Linked DNA regions of Homo sapiens: region 2 is linked to region 1. A link is an interaction called in ENCODE POLR2A ChIA-PET data of the cell type or tissue named here. Cell type or tissue: PC-3. All regions are shown on one strand.

Region 1 (2,500 bases):
CTCTCATACTAGTTCATATTTTCTACATTTTATATAATACATTTGGACCATTTTGACAACCAGGAAAAAAAAACTCACTTACCATAAAATACTAGAATATGTAGCAACACTTCATTTTAAAGTTGATTAAACATTTTCTTTCTTTTTTTTTTTTTTTTGAGACAGTCTTGCTCTGTTGCCCAGGCTGGAATGCAACGGTACATTCTCGACTCACTGCATCCTCCGCCTCCAAGGTTCAAGCGATTCTCCTGCCTCAGCCTCCCCAGTAGCTAGGATTACAGGTGTGTACCACCATGCCTGGCTAATTTTTGTATTTTTAGTAGAAACGGGGTTTCACCATGTTTGCCAAGCTGGTCTCTAACTCCTGACTTCAGGTGATCTGCCTGCCTCGGCCTCCCAAAGTGCTGGGATTACAGGTGTGAGCCACTGTGTCTTGCCAATTAAACATTTTAAGTTGATTTTTTCCTTAGCTCTTGCCCAATTTTCAAGCCAGATATTAACTTTTCCAAAAAAGGTTAAAGAACTCCTTTGCCAGGCGTGGTGCCTCACACCTATAATCCCAGCACTTTGGGAGGCCCAGGCAGGCAGATCACCTAACAGTGGGAGTTCGAGACCAGCCTGACCAACATGGAGAAACTCCATCTCTACTAAAAATACAAAAAATTAGCCAGGCATGGTGGTGCATGCCTGTAATCCCAGCTACTTGGGAGGCTGAGGCAGGAGAATCACCTGAACCCGGGAGGCGGAGGTTGTGGTGAGCTGAGATTGTGCCATTGCACTCCAGCCTGGGCAACAAGCAAAACTCCATTGCAAAAAAAAACAGTCTTGATCAGACTAATTTAATATATAAATATTGAAGACTGCAACATTTTTTCCAAGTCTTCTAAATGACTCTGGCAAAAACATTAATCATATGAATTTATCTGTTTCACTCTTTATGCATCTGAAAAACTACAAAATCAAATATTTCTCTGATATGAATAAAGCTAACAGAATTGTTATAAAAAGTCTCTAGATGTTTGCTGAATAATAGCTTAGATAATATTAATATTCTTGTTTTTTAGAATGTAGCTACCTTACTTCCATATTTGAGTAGTTCTGTTTATTGTACAGGGAAAAAAATTAAAAATCTCAATGGGTAGTTTTAGGCACTTCACTCATTAAATCCATGCCTACTGTTTATCAGACATTTATTTAGCAGGCATTAGTGTTACTCACTAATATTCCAGTTCTTCTCCTTTCAGGAACATAGTGAGGTTGCTCTTCCTCATCTCTGTGAGGTTAGGTGTGGCTATGTCCCTTGCTTTGATCAATGAAATATGAGAGAAAGTAACTTGCCAGTTCCAAGCTGAAGCATCATGAGTCAGTGCAGCAGTCACCATTTCCCACCCCCCTGCTAGGACAACTAGCCTCATCCAGGCTTGCAGAGGCTTTGTTAACCCCCACTCCTGAATGAGGACATGGAACAAGGTCCTTGTCAACACAAGATTGTCTGCAGCCCCTGAGATTTGGGGTTTCTTTGTTACTATGAGGATGCTAATCTTCATTAAGTAACTAATATAAATCAGGCTCTGAGCTAGGCATTGGGAGACATACGGTAAGAGATATCATTTCCTGCCTTTACATAGCTTAGAGTACAAAGGGAAAAACACATTTATGAACAAATAATTGCTATGCATGCCTAAATATATTTGGTTGACAGGAAAAGGAACACAGAGTGGGGCGAATCCAGTGAGAGTGGTAGTTTTGAGGAGGTTGCAGTATAAAGAAATGATGAAGGAGCCCACTGAAGGGAAGGGAATCTGATTGGTATTATTCAAAAGTAGCATAAAGCCACTTGCACACCTAAAATTCTGTGAGTTAAAGGATGTAAACAAACTTCCAAGCCCATATTAGGTCAGACCACTGGTACATCCAACAAACATCCTATCTCTGATAGAATTAAAAAGCAAATCCATATAGGAAAAATCATTATTTTCTATAACACCGTTTTTTAAAATCTAGGACTGTAAGTCTCCTGGTATGAACTATATTTAATAATCGTGTATTTCTCGCTTATAGTTCTCTAAATCTTTTTCTGTCTCCACCACCATGTAAGATATGCCCTCCTGGGTCCAAGCAGCATGCCTCCCCTAAAAGTGATTTAACTTGGACAGTAATCCTTCAAGTGTTTAGGTGTGGCTACAAAAAAAATCTGAGATGTTAGAATAGACAAGAATTAATGCCAGTTAGAAAGAAGGACTTTGCTTTGAAAGAAATATATACAAAATGGGAAACAGAACTAAGTTGAGGGTATTCCCATAATATGCAGACACAGCAACCCAGAAAGCAAGCCAGGGCAGATGTCACTAAGCAGAATAAAAAGCTAAGCACTTACACCCAAACTGCATTTTAAATATTTACTCCTACAGTAAAGAATTGAAGGGTTTAATACCTCATGTCAAAATGAATACTCAAAGGTTTGGCTTTTGACTCAGCAGTATAAGACACTGATGTTATT
Region 2 (2,500 bases), 220 kb before region 1:
ATCTCCGCTCACTGCAAGCTCCGCCTCCCGGGTTCACGCCATTCTCCTGCCTCAGCCTCCCGAGTAGCTGGGACTACAGGCGCCCGCCACCACGCCCGGCTAATTTTTTGTATATTTAGTAGAGACGGGGTTTCACTGTGTTAGCCAGGATGGTCTCGATCTCCTGACCTCGTGATCCTCCCGCCTCAACCTCCCAAAGTGCTGGGATTACAGGCATGAGCCACCGCGACTGGCCTTCTCTGCCATTCTTATTTTGGTGCTGGCCATCAGAAAACGAATCGGTCAGTCCACACTTGGACTGTATTTCCAACCTTCTCAATTAGAGGTGCCCAAGCCTGGCTGCACATCAGAATCACTGGGTAAGGATTTTAACTGACACATACCTAGGCCCCACCTGCACCTAGTGGACCAGATTGTAAGGGAGGTGGGAGGAGGCCATGGCAGACCTCTGGTCTGAGGCCTCCCACCTTTCGGGAGTTAGGTCAAATCTCCCCTTTGGTGGAAGCCTCCCTCCCCACCTGCCCTTAGTGAGATCTTCCAATACCTGAGCTGTCCACATAGCCCATCTGCTGTTGCCACTGACTGCCCTGTCCGGTTTCAGGTTCAAAAACAAACAGAGCCTGGCCTTATCTTCCTGCGTAAACTGAAACCACATAGAGGAGGGGTGCTCTTAAACTGCCCTGTTCTTATATTCCACACCTGTGCCTTCTACAAGTAATATACATTTAACGATTGTGGGCTGTTTAGTTGTAGAGGCCTCCCAGAAATTTTAAGAATGGACTTTGAGAAAATCTAGATGAGGGGACAAATGTTGGATTTCCCAAGTGCACTTTACACTGACTCTGAGGCCTAGCCTGTCAGAGGTGCGAGGGGAGCACTTAAAGGCCCTAGGGATATCTTGACAGAGGAAATCCCTCTTGAGTTAAGTGCATTTCTGGAATCCAGGGATAGGGTCACCTCTCATCCCCACTCAAAACCTGCAGAACTGCTTCAAAGCCAGGGGAAGCCACACGGGAAAAAGACATCCCAGTACAAAGAATCTTCAGTTTCTCAGGGGACAGAAACATCTCCCCATTTACAGAGCTCCTGAGGCCAAAGCCCTGGTGCTATTTTCAGCCCTCATAAAAGGCAGCTGGGACCCATAAAGATTAGCACAAAAGGAAATATCTAGTTTCAAATGAGCCATAGAATGAGTGTCAATGCACCTCCTTGGCCTCTCATGCCTTTATTTATGCTGTCCCTTAGAGATCACAAATTAGGACTCTGGTGTGTTGAAAAAAACCACTAATTACTCTATGACTTCCTGGAGGAACTCAGCTTAAAATTTTACAGCCGTCATCTATAGGAAATGCCTCTTCCTGTAGCCTAGTGCCCTCACTGACCTGTCCTCAGCTCTAAGAGGAAGACCGCTGAGCGCTATCCCTTACATGATTAATATTCACAGACTTTATGTCATTATAAAATGGTCTGTCACAACAAAAAATAAAAATAAAAAAATAGCCAGACATGACGGTTTACACCTGTGGTCCCAGATACTGAGGAGTCTGAGGTGGGAGGATCGCTTGAGCCCAAGAGGTCAAGGCTGCAGTGAGCTATGAGCATACTACTGCACTCCAGCCTGGGTGGCAGGAGTGAGACTCTCTCAAATGAAAAAAAAAAAAAAAAAAAAAGCACATGAAACTGTCAGACACTCCCAGCCAAACAATAGACTGTACAGTGCTTCTCAGCTGTCTGCCCATTAGAATCAGCTGAGGAATTAGTATCTTTTAGAAGTAACGCCCGGAGATTCCAATGTGCCCTGAGGGTGAAGAGCCTGTGACACAGTAGGTGTGTGCTACCTGTGCCATCTGAGTCTTGCCTCAAAACTGGATCATGAAGACACACTGCCTTCTTCACTGGCTTCATCTCTCTTGCCCAAATTCTAGATCGTGAGGAGAGGCCACACATAGATTCTTCTGCAAGGTGCCTTCCGGAGATATTTGCAACTGCATCTTACATTCTATTATTGTTTTACATGGCTTAATAATTTACATTTGCAATCTGCATCTTATATTCTGTGATCATATTATATGGCTCAAGAATTTTCAGGGCTTTCCTATGAACATTCCCCGGATATTTACATCCGTCTTTAGATAAAGGTCTAAATACATGACACAGGATCCTGCAACAGTGGCAGGATACCTATCTCTTACATCTAAAAAGCCTTTCTTCTTTTTGACTCAATCAGAAGCAGATATTATATAGATCAGGGAAAATTTTCTTACAGGTAGGAAACTCTTCATAATACTCATTGTGGGATTTAATCCACTTGTTTGATCCAAGCACAAAAGAGCCAGTTGATTCTTGTCCTAAACTGAACAACACGTGGCAATGGAGCTAATTTTTAGCTAGCTCATTGAAATAAATCTTTTTTTTTTTTTTTTTTTTTGAGACGAAGTTTCACTCTTGTTGCCCAGGCTGGAGTGCAGTGGCGTGATCTGGGCTCACCACGACCTCCGCC

The links. ChIA-PET counts read pairs that join two places held together with the same protein. Peaks named below come from ENCODE experiments on the same cell type or tissue, not always from the same donor. Only the 100,000 strongest peaks of a DNase experiment are listed, where the experiment ranks them.
Region 2: POLR2A ChIA-PET joins it to region 1 with 5 read pairs; 2 of 35 experiments call an interaction of 5 or more read pairs at or near these places.

Annotation. Positions count from the first base shown.
Region 1 is chr3:111,873,479-111,875,978 of GRCh38, reverse strand. The region is part of intron 1 of PHLDB2 (pleckstrin homology like domain family B member 2); the gene reads right to left. Among named protein-coding and RNA genes, the nearest start is that of PHLDB2, 15 kb to the right of the region's middle. In PC-3, no CTCF peak of the experiment used is centred here; a DNase peak (open chromatin) is centred at 1,348; H3K4me3 peaks cover 403 bases; H3K27ac peaks cover 1,864 bases.
Region 2 is chr3:112,089,458-112,091,957 of GRCh38, reverse strand. The region is part of intron 1 of C3orf52 (chromosome 3 open reading frame 52); the gene reads right to left. Among named protein-coding and RNA genes, the nearest start is that of C3orf52, 4.3 kb to the right of the region's middle. In PC-3, no CTCF peak of the experiment used is centred here; no DNase peak of the experiment used is centred here; H3K4me3 peaks cover 802 bases; H3K27ac peaks cover 1,400 bases.